3 separate regions of the Homo sapiens genome follow, and all the other regions are linked to region 2. Evidence: chromatin contacts called from ENCODE Hi-C or POLR2A ChIA-PET data. All regions are on one chromosome and are shown on one strand. The core of a region is the stretch at or near the end of the contact, and the rest is flanking DNA. Distances in the headings are between cores, read along the strand shown. Region 1 has its middle 27 kb from the start of NGRN. Region 2 overlaps IQGAP1 (IQ motif containing GTPase activating protein 1). Region 3 overlaps IQGAP1 (IQ motif containing GTPase activating protein 1).

Region 1 (3,382 bases), core at 1-2,500, 110 kb after region 2:
TGCTTCTGGCTTCTTCTGGGACGAGGCCACTGGGTGAGCCAGGGGCTGGCAGCACATCCTTTGCTCCTCCTGGGCACTGGTTCCAGCGGAGTTGAAAAATGCCACCTGAAGGCAAGAGGTGAGTGTTCTTGTAGGGGCATACACAGAACAACTGGGGCAGGGAGGTGGAGCGCAGCCCCTTCCCTTGGGGCCTCAGAGAGTGCACCTGTTGGTCACAGGTGAAATGGTGTCTGATCACTGGCTCCCGGAAGGAGTGAAAGTCCACAGAAATCAGAAAGCGGGGAAACCAAGAACATAAGGGGGTCTGGGAGGGACCACAGAGGAAGGTGGCAAAGTGGGGGCAGGGCAAGTCAGGCTCACCACCGTCTCCCGGCTCTCCAGGTCCCCTGGGATGTTCGGCATGGGCTGAGGCGCCTCCTCCTCCATCTCCTGTGGGGGGGTGGCCAGAGGGGTCCTCAGACAACCCAACAAGGGAGGTACTGTGGGCTCACCTCTGCCCCCACACTCACTGTGTAACCTTGAGCCAGCCCCTCCCCAGAGGGGAATGAGCTGTTCTTTATTTTTACTTTTAAGAACCAAGATCTTGCTATATTGCCCAGGCACAGTCCCACTACCGATTGGTGCAGGAATTCTGACCTGCTCCATTTCTGACCTGGGCCAGTTCTCCCATCCTTAGGCAACCTGGTGGTCCCCCGCTCCCAGGAGGTCACCATATTGATGCCAAACTTAGTGCAGACACCCAGTCAGCATAATGGCCAGCTGTCTTAAAGGTCTCTTCCATCTCCTCAATCCTACAGTGCTAACAGTCCCCCTTTCCTCCTGGGGCTCTCTCCTCTTCCTCTGAGTGGTGTCCCGTACCTTCCCCAGGGAGAGCCATGAGGCTCAACTGGGCCTGTAGTTGCTGGTTCTGCTGGCTGGTAGCTTCCAGGTGCTCCTGAGATGCCAGGAAAGAGGGTGAGAAGGCACAGAGGTTGCCAGGTTGTCCCTCTTGGGGCCCCGTCCTCAGCAACTCCCTCCCCTGGGTCTCCTGCAACTTTTGGCGGGCCATCTTAGCCACTGCTTTGCCCTGAGCTTCCTGCTGCTGCAGCTGGTCCAATGAGCCGGGTCTGCAGCAGTAACTGCCTGTGCAGCGCCTCCTTCTCAGAGGTCAGCTGCTGATAGGCTGCCACCTGCTGCTGATAAGTGGCCACGTACTGCTTCAGGTGACCCAGGTACTGGCCTCGCTGCTGCTGCAGACTCTGAGCCTCTTGGCTCTTCAGCTCCACCTGCTGGAAGTCCCTGGGCATGAGGGCAGCTGGTGGCTGGCTTCCAGATTCCTGGCCCATTAATAGGGTAGTGAGGGCACTGTGGGGCTCTGTGGCCTGCCCAGGCCCCTGGCCCCTTGCTCCAGGCCTAAGAGACTGCCTCCCTTGCCTAGAACCCCATGCCTCCTTCCCCAGCCTCAAATCTCACGTTCTTCTTCCAGCCATTTAAACTGTAGGCCACAGACTGGTGGAAAAGCAGAGGGAGCCAACCACCATCTGCTAAGTGTGCTACATGCCTAATGTTTCCACGTATTATCTCATTTAACCCTCGGCACCTCTGCGAAGAAAAAGCTCACTTCCTTTTGAAGTTAAAGAAACAGAGACTTAGAGATGGAAAGTAGTTGAATGATGACCAGTGGAACCGAGGCCGGAATCCAGTTTGAATCTAAGGAGTCGTTTTGGTTTTTTTCATATTTTGTTTTGGGACAGTGTCACTCTGTGTCCCAGGCTGGAGTGCAGTGGTGCGATCTCAGCTCACTGCAACCTCCACCTCCTGGGCTCAAGTGATTCTCATGTCTCAGCCTCCTGAGTAGCTGGGATTACAGGCATGCACCACCATGCCCGGCTAATTTTTTTTTTTTTTTTTTTTTGTAATTTTGTAGAGATAAGGTTTTGCCATTTTGGCCAGGCTGGTCTCAAACTCCTGATCTCAAGTGATTCTCCTGCCTCAGCCTCCCAAAATGCTGGGATTACAAGTGTGAGCCACTGCACCTGGTATAAGGAGCCTCTTATGCCACTGTCTCTTCCTCTGTGATTGGAGGGCTCCATGCCTCTAGCTGGGATGATGATGTCCAGACCTGGGAGGAGCCAGGGCTACCCACCTCTAAAAGTCAGAGGGCAGGAAGCAAGAAACAGTCATAGGACTGCCCTGGAGGGTGCTGGGGTCACCTGCCCCCAGGCTGCAGCTGCCTCTGGCCTGGCACCTCCCCTCCCCAGAGGCTGGTGCCCGCCTCCCAGACCTTCTTGGACGGGTCGGAGGTTACCGTCCCCTTCAGCTAGCCCAGCTTCTCCTGCAGCTCCTTTACTTGCTGCTCCAACTGCAGTGCGCTCTTGTTCTCGTTCTGGACAGAGAGAAGCAATCAGCAGCCACCCGCTGCAACTGGAGACCCCAGAACTTGGTGTCTGCCTCCCATAGCACTGGGAAGGGTGGAGGGAGGTTAGAAAAATCATCCCCTCTCTCCCACAGCCATCAGAGCAGGGCTCCGGCTCACAGGTGCCTTAGAAGTACCATTTCATGTGAGGGCTACACTGCCCCATTTTACAGGTGGGGAAACAAAGGCCTGGCGGGCTAGGGAGGAGGGCTGGGGTTGGGGGGCCCAGTCCAGTGTGCCTCAGGGGTGGTATGGACTCCGGCAACGGTCTTGTTGTCGGAGGGGATCTGTGGCTGGGTTGGGGGCCATGACCTGGTGCGTTTTACCTTTTTCCTGGCTGCGGCCCATTTGCCCTGTCGTGTTTTTTCTGACATCATGGGGTGTGGAGGGAGGCGGGGTTGGGCCACATCAGTGAAATCCCAGTGAGCACTGATGAATGCCTCCAGTCACCTACCAGGCAGCTGTGCAACTGAGCCAGAAGAGGCATAACCGGGGCCCCACTAGAATGCAGAATAGGGGCGTGGCCTTAATGCTCCAAGCCCATTGGTCAATGAGAAATATGAAAGGGAAAGGAGGCGTGGCCAGGTAGCACCGTGTCCAGAAGGACCTGTGGTTCACAAGGAAAGCTGCCCATGCAACCGCTGTACCCGACCACTCAGAGAGAGGGAGGGGCCGCCCACTCAGAGGGGAGGGGCCGGCTTTTGCTTTAAAACCTTTAAAACTGTAAAAAATAAACTTTAAAAAATGTATGTGTGTATTCTTTATATATATGTGTGTCTGTGTGTGTGTATCTACGTGTTCCTCCAGAGCTGTCTCCATTATCCAGCTTCTATGCAAGGTCTATAATTTTGGCCTATATTTTTCATCTTCAAATGGAGTACAATAATTACCAGTATTACCTTAACTGAGATACAGATCCTATAAAAATGGAAAATCCATAGCATGCTTGATGATTAATGAAGCAGGCTATAGTATCCAACATTCCAA
Region 2 (3,455 bases), core at 379-2,878:
TTTTTAGTTTCTTATGTTGCTCATCAATAATCCCAAGCAATAGTCTGACACTTTTTAACCTTATGAATAAATACCTATCAGAGTAATACTATTTCCTTCTGCTGCAGAAACCTCACAGTTCTTAGAGCCCAGTGTGTCTAAATCCCCAAACAGCTGCCCCAACAGAAGCCAAGCCCTAGGCTGGCAGCTGCCTCTCCAATATTCCTTCTGCTTTTTGTTATGATTTCCAATGAGTCAACAGGAAGGTATTCTGAGTAAAGAAGAAATAGAGCTTTTAGACAGGCCTCTCCTCCTCCCACAACCCCAAAAATACAGTTCTTGCCAAATGATCCAAAGCAATTTCCAATCCAATTTGCCACTCCTGTCTGTATGAGGTAACTCTTTAACAAACAAGAAAGTGGTAGGAAGGAACACCTTTCTAAGCTGAATTCAAAGCAGATACCAGGTTATGAAGAAGGGAAGCAATTAGGAAGGGTCCAACAAGCTAGTTAGACACAAAAATACATAAGACAACTGGAGACTTTCCCTCAGGTGGCAGGTGGAAGAGACTCCAAAATAAGTGGCAGGAAATTGATGGAGTTCCCTCACTGACTTGAAAACTACACAAGTTACTTAATGTCTCTGGGCACCAGTTAAAGAGGTTAGACTTAAATGTTGCCACTTCAGCATCTGCAGAAGTTAAGAGCACCAGCTTTGGTGTCACAAACCTGGGCTTGAATTCCAATATATGACCTTGGGAAAAGTGTTATCAACTCTATTTTTTTCCCTCTTTAAAATAAAAATAATGCCTATCTCACAATAATGTAATATGTAAATTTCATCATCATTCTGCTTAATTAACAGTAGTTACTACTGTTGTCATTATTTTTAGAACCAGAAGTATAGCAGCAGCAGACTAACATGGCAGTTAAGAGAAAGGACTTCAGAGTTCTTGCCAAACCTGAAATCTGGATCAACCACTTATTAGATGAATGAGTTAACCTCTCTGAGCTTTGCTTTCTTATCTGTTAAATGTAGATAATAAGCACCTCACAGGGCTTCAAGAATAGCTAATTAGATAAAGCATATAAAGTGCTTAGCACAGTGCCTTGCATGTAGAAAGTATGCAATAAACGGTACTAATCATGACAATGAGGAAGAGGGGGAGAGGCAAGGGGAATACACTGACTTTGGGACAGACAGAAAATATTTTAGATTATGACTGCCTTGCAAATTGCAGGTTTTTGGTTTTTTGTTTTGGGGGATTATTTTGGCTTTCCTTTAGCTGCCTTAAAGTACTGAGGTTTCTAGAATAAAATGCCTTATTGAAATAACTAATTCTTCCCAACATACAACTATTTTTTTAAAAAATTTTAACCCAACATTCAAACTTCAGCAAGTAAACTCTTACTCTTCAAAATAAACCATTAACCAGATCTTTCTTAAACATTAATATGTTTAAGATTTTTTTAATTCACGCACTGTCAAACCACAGAGATCAATCAGATTGCTAGGAGACTTCAGGAGAAAAATTAAGGAGCAGAGCCCTGATTTGATCCGGTAGGCCACAGGCCCTCCAGGTTCCACTGGCACTTCACTCGGCTAACTCAACGATATGGTCTCTAGGCAACCAAGTCCTGAGTTAAGCAAACAACCACAGTAATATGAATCACTTCCGGATGTTCTCACTTTGCCTACCAGCGCTTTCTTACACAAATACTTCTTGTCAAGGGGTTTATTTAGCACCAGCTAGAAACAACCAAGAGTCCATCAGATACCACAAGGCTTAAAAATGTCCAAAACAGGTTCCACTACCAACTGGTATCCCCAGATGTGACACTGTGAAGCAGAAGGAATTGTACAGCAATCAGAGGCAGGTCACCACACTAAGCCGGAAAATGAAATTCCTAGAACATGCCAACTTGGGTCCTCAAATGTATTTTTACTATTTTGTCATTAGGGACATTAAAATATATAAAAACAGTTGCTCTGACCTGTAAGACCAGAAGAAATACATGCCAAATGAGGTCAAACTAACGGGCCACACTTAGCCCAGCCAGATTTTTTCCCCAACCTTGACTGGTGGACAATCCATACACTCAGCTGCCCGATTAACACTGGTTTTTCATGGCCACATCTATTTCAACACCTACGGATTATAAAGGGAAGTGGTAAACTATGTAACCCAACTATCTTGGCTACCTGCTCCTTTTTTTCACCTTGAAAGGATCTTTTGTGCCACACTCTTCTTCATGAACTAAAAAGAGATCATTTAAGCTATTAACAAGAATGGAGACGGAAAAGGAATTAATTAAAAATATAAACTACAATAGGACAAAGCAACTACCATTAACAGAACCAAGGAAAAAATATCAAGACTGTAGAAAATCAAGTCAGTGCAACAAAAGATGTATGTGAGACACATACCTAGAACGCTTATTTAACGTAAACAAAATGAAGAAGAGCCATAAAATAGACTACACAGATCTAACTAATCACCACAGGCATAATGGACAATTTCCTAAAGCTAAAATAAACAAACAAGAGACATTATAAACCAAGAAGAGTCTCCACATTGCAGGCAAAATTGCTAAGCCAATAGCAACCCTAACATGTTAACTGGGGAAATGTTTATACCTCAAGGAACAACAATTCTACAAATTTCAAGTCACGAAAAAAGGAAAAAAAAATCAAGTTACTTGTCATAGAGTTAAAATTAAGCTAGCTTCAGATGTTGTTTCTCAATGATAAGAAGTATAACAAAGTCATATATATTTTTCTCAAAAAAATGAAATATGGTTCACCATAATTTAAAAGTCCAGAACTAGAAATATATATATACATAATATTTGACAAAACAGACATGAATTGCTAATAGGTAATAAACAGCTGGTTTTTAAAGGATATTAGAGGCCTGTAATTCCATCACTTTGGGAGGCTGAGGCAGGAGGATCACCTAAGGCCAGAAGTTCGGGATAAGTTCCCCTTACAATCAACATTACAAGACCCCATCTCTACAAATATATAAAAAGTAAGCCAATCGATTATTAAACTGAAAATTTTGGCAAGGTTTTAGAGAAATTAAACTATCTAGACTTCGAGTTGATAGAAGAAATTACAAATCGAAAGACTGACATTTAAACTCAATAAAATTTAAAACTACAATGAAGAAAACAAATACAATGAAACATCAAGGGAAAATGTTTGTAGCAAATACGAGAGAAAGTCAAGTCCATGTTATAAAAGAGCTCACAAAAGTTAACATCATGACCCTAGAAGCCAGGCACATAACAAAAACAGAAAATTTGCATAAGAAAATAATACTGATAAACAAATATGTAAGAAAATGTTTAAACTCTCCAGCAATCAAAGCAATAGAACTTTAAACAGGAATAAACCTAAATAAATTATGAACATTAGATGGCCACTGAAAATAGTAAATTAAGACAATACAGGCCAGGTGTGGCTGCTCACGC
Region 3 (3,541 bases), core at 475-2,974, 79 kb before region 2:
ATACTGACAAATCTGGACTTTGTTAGAAACCAGAAGGAGGTCTTCAAGGATAGGAGTGCTATGCCAGGCACAGCAGCACATGCTAGCATTCCCAGCTACTAGGAAGGCTGAGGTGGGAGGACTGCTTGAGCAAGACCTTGTCTTAAAAAAAAAAAAAAAAAAAAAAAAAAGAGGCAGAGAGAGCTTTGGTACACACAGAAGGGGAAGAGAAGGCAATGTGACCACAAAGGCAGAGGCTGGAACCACACAGCCACAAGTTGAGGGATGTCAACAGTCACCACAAGCTCTAAGAGTCAAGAAACAGAGTTTCCACTAGAGCCTCTGCAGGGAGCGTGGCTCTTCCAGCACCTCGACTTCATGATAATGGTTTCAAATTTCTGGCCTCCACAATTGTGAGACCATGACTTTCGGTTGTTTTAAGCCACCCAATTTGAGGTGATTTGTTATGGCAGCCTTAGAAAATACAAGTAGAGGCCGGGTGTGGTGGCTCACGCCTGTCATCCTAGCACTTTGGGAGGCCGAGGCGGGTGGATCACCTGAGGTCAGGAGTTTGAGACCAGCCTGGCCAACATGGAGAAACCCCATCTTTACTATAAATACAAAAATTAGCCAGGCGTGTGGCGCATGCCTGTAATCCCAGCTATTCGGGAGGCTGAGGCAGCAGAATCGCTTGAACCAGGGAGGCAGAGGTTGCAGTGAGCTGAGATTACACCATTGCACTCCAGCCTGACCAACAGAACGAGACTCTGTCTCAACCACAACAACAAAAAGAAAAATACAAGTAGATAGGGATACCCCTCTTCATTTGTCATAGCATGGCTAAATTAAAATTGGTAGACTATGAACACAAAAATTCTGCAAAAATCAACAGAAACATTCTATGAGAAATAAATAAATACATGGAACTTAACAATAAAGAATATTGTATATTTTATTATTTATATGAGTTTTAAAAGTAGTAACCAGCAAGGGAATCAATATGCTAAAAAACGTTGGTGATAGAACAGAACATTAACTTTGAGATTTTAGGAAAGAACATTCCCAAGAGGTGACAAGATTCCAGTTTGCTACGTGTATGGTGGCTGAAGTAAAAGAAGAAAGCTAAGGGACCTGTGATGCTTACCTGCAGGACAGATCCCCACCACACCACCATCCCTCACAGTCACTGGTATCTTAAAAAGAGTTCAAATCAATTTCCTTTTTTTTTTTTTTTTTTTTTAAGATATGGGGTCTACATTGCCCAGGCAGTGCTCAAACTCCTGGGCTCAAGCGATCTTCCTGTCTTGGCCTCCTGAGCAACTGGGACTACTGGTGCATGCCACCATGCCTGGCTCAATTTCCATTTTATGAAAGGCAAAATAAGACACCAGTTTCTTATAGGTACCCACAAGAAAACCAATCCTGAAATGTCCAGCGGGCTTTGGATCTGAAAATGACTGACTCATGGACCATCAGAGGAAATAACTGAGAAGCCCGGAGCCAGTGTACATGGGGCTATCGGCAAGGAATGCCCTGGGTTGCAGGCAAAACTTCCCAGACAAGTATTGCACTTGGCTGACCACATTCCTGGATGTGGGCCTCAGGTATGCAGGCAAAAAAATTAAAAAGACTTTTGCAATGATCTGAGTCCTGATAACAGACCTACATGGTACTGAGAACCAATCAGATGCCAAATGATTCCTAATAAGGAAACGCCCCTTCTTTCTTTTTTTGTCAACCAGGATGGAGTGCAGTGGCGCCATCAAGGCACACTGCAGCCTCAACCTCCCATGCTCAACCTATCCTCCTGCCTCAGCCTCTGGAATAGCTGGAACTACAGGTGTGCACAACCACACCCAGCTAATTTTTTTTTTTTTTTTTTTTAAGTAGGGACAAGGTATCCCTATGTTACCCAGGCTGGTCTCAAACTCCTGAGCTCAAGCAATCCTCCCACCTCAGCCTCCCAAAGAGCTGGGATTACAGTCGTGAGCTACCATGGCTGGTGAGATAAGCCCTTTCAAGGAGTCAGCAGAATGTTCCGTTCTCCACCCAGCGTAAAACTCCCTGTTTGCCTGGCATCCGGGTACATGGAAAGTAGAATGAAGAATAGTGTTATTCAAAGTGTGGACCAGTGCCAGTCTACAAACTGATCAAAGACAAGATAAAGACAATGAGTCAGAATGTAAATCAATACATTACTTCCTTCATTAAGAAAATCTTGCTATGAAAAAAAAAGTATCAGTTAAACTAAACAGTGTGCACAGATGATTTTCCATTACTGGTGTGCAAACCACACTTTGAATAGCAATGGTGTGGACAGCTGCTACTCCACCTATGCCCAGAGAGCTTCATGCATGATCTAACTCTACTCCACAACAAGAAAAAACCACAACAGACCATGCTGCTCACACCTCCATCTCCCACCCCTCTGGGTCCTCACCCAAGACAAATAAAACCAGAAACGTTTTGGCATTCTGAACTCCCTTTTCCCAGCATTACCAATATTTGATTGGCACACTTTTGCTTTAGATAAATGAATGTTGGTGGTTACGCTATGGCCCTAGCTCAGCTATCTCCTGTAATACGTTAATTTAATTAGCCCAACTCACGATATTTCAGGGAAGCTCACTCCACACCGTTTTCTTTTTCCTTTAATGAAACACAGTGATCTCACCCAATCTATATGAACCTTCTCATTCAACTGTATCCCTAGTTATGCCAGGGTCCATTTAAGTCCTACACCCTCCAGCTTAGAGTGTTCAGACATAAACACTCTGCACCTAGCTCTTAGTAAGGCTGGGTTCATCTTAGCTTTAGGGCCTCAGCTAAATGAAATTTTATCTTCCGGGATAGGCTTTCCCTAACCACCTTATGTTAGCTCCCTCTTATAAAGTCTCCATTAAAGAACCGTACATAAAACTTCATAAAACTTTCTTCAATGTTTAATTATGCTTTTATTTTTATGTACCTGGTTGGTGTCTCTTCCACCCAATGAACTATGAAGAGAGGGCAGGAAGCATGTCTGTTTCACTCATTATTGCATTACTGTACACATCTCTAACACAATGCCTGGCACATAGTTAATACTCAATAAATATTTGCTAAATAAGTGAATTTATTACTAGGTCAACAACTTAGAAAGCACAGTTTTCTAAAGAAAAACTATTTGAGGCTGGGTGTGGTGGCTCACAGCTGTAATCACAGCACTTTGGGAGGCCGAGGCAGATGGATTGCCTGAGGTCAGGAGTTCGAGACCAGTCTGGCCAACATGGTGAAACCCAGTCTTACTAAAAATACAAAAATCAGACAGGTGTGGTAGCGTGCAACTGTAATCCCAGCTACTCGGGAGGCTGGGGCATGAGAATTGCTTAGACCTGGGAGGTGGAGGCTGCAGTGAGCTGAGATTATGCCACTGTACTCCAGCCTGGACGACAAGAGTGAAACTCTGTCTAAAAAAAGAAAAGAAAAGAAAAACTATTTGAACTAATATTAGTTTATAAATAAAGAGAGGGGAAAAAAGAGGGAAAGACTATAACAACATGAAAGAAAAGTGTCATTATGG

Evidence for each region. Hi-C counts contacts between places; a loop is a spot of excess contacts on that map. ChIA-PET counts read pairs that join two places held with the same protein, here RNA polymerase II (POLR2A). Pooled maps may share reads with other maps.
Region 1: a pooled map shows a loop between it and region 2 (2.1-fold over the local background). The contact joins two enhancer-like sites. A Hi-C loop is called at or near these places in 8 of 50 pooled maps. POLR2A ChIA-PET finds 5 or more read pairs at or near these places in 2 of 52 experiments (H1 and activated T-cell).
Region 3: a loop to region 2 is called in a map of PC-9, with 8 times the contacts of the local background. The contact joins two enhancer-like sites. A Hi-C loop is called at or near these places in 13 of 168 maps with a recorded cell type or tissue (Caco-2, Calu3, MCF 10A and 8 more) and 16 of 50 pooled maps. POLR2A ChIA-PET finds 5 or more read pairs at or near these places in 12 of 52 experiments (AG04449, BJ, CD8-positive, alpha-beta T cell and 9 more).

What each region holds. Positions count from the first base shown.
Region 1 is chr15:90,291,384-90,294,765 of GRCh38, reverse strand. It overlaps the pseudogene GOLGA2P8 and the pseudogene RN7SL736P. Among named protein-coding and RNA genes, the nearest start is that of NGRN, 27 kb to the right of the region's middle. RefSeq lists enhancers at 549-1,049, 1,050-1,550, 1,394-1,553. Within about 2 kb of position 1,250, at least 3 of the 41 ENCODE cell types and tissues checked have a DNase peak (open chromatin) inside an H3K27ac peak, as active enhancers do.
Region 2 is chr15:90,399,229-90,402,683 of GRCh38, reverse strand. All of the region lies in intron 2 of IQGAP1 (IQ motif containing GTPase activating protein 1), which reads right to left. Among named protein-coding and RNA genes, the nearest start is that of IQGAP1, 13 kb to the right of the region's middle. Within about 2 kb of position 1,628, at least 35 of the 41 ENCODE cell types and tissues checked have a DNase peak (open chromatin) inside an H3K27ac peak, as active enhancers do; they include PC-3, PC-9 and ascending aorta, where a contact is called at or near this core.
Region 3 is chr15:90,477,899-90,481,439 of GRCh38, reverse strand. The region is part of intron 26 of IQGAP1 (IQ motif containing GTPase activating protein 1); the gene reads right to left. Among named protein-coding and RNA genes, the nearest start is that of CRTC3, 50 kb to the left of the region's middle. Within about 2 kb of position 1,724, at least 8 of the 41 ENCODE cell types and tissues checked have a DNase peak (open chromatin) inside an H3K27ac peak, as active enhancers do; they include PC-3, PC-9 and ascending aorta, where a contact is called at or near this core.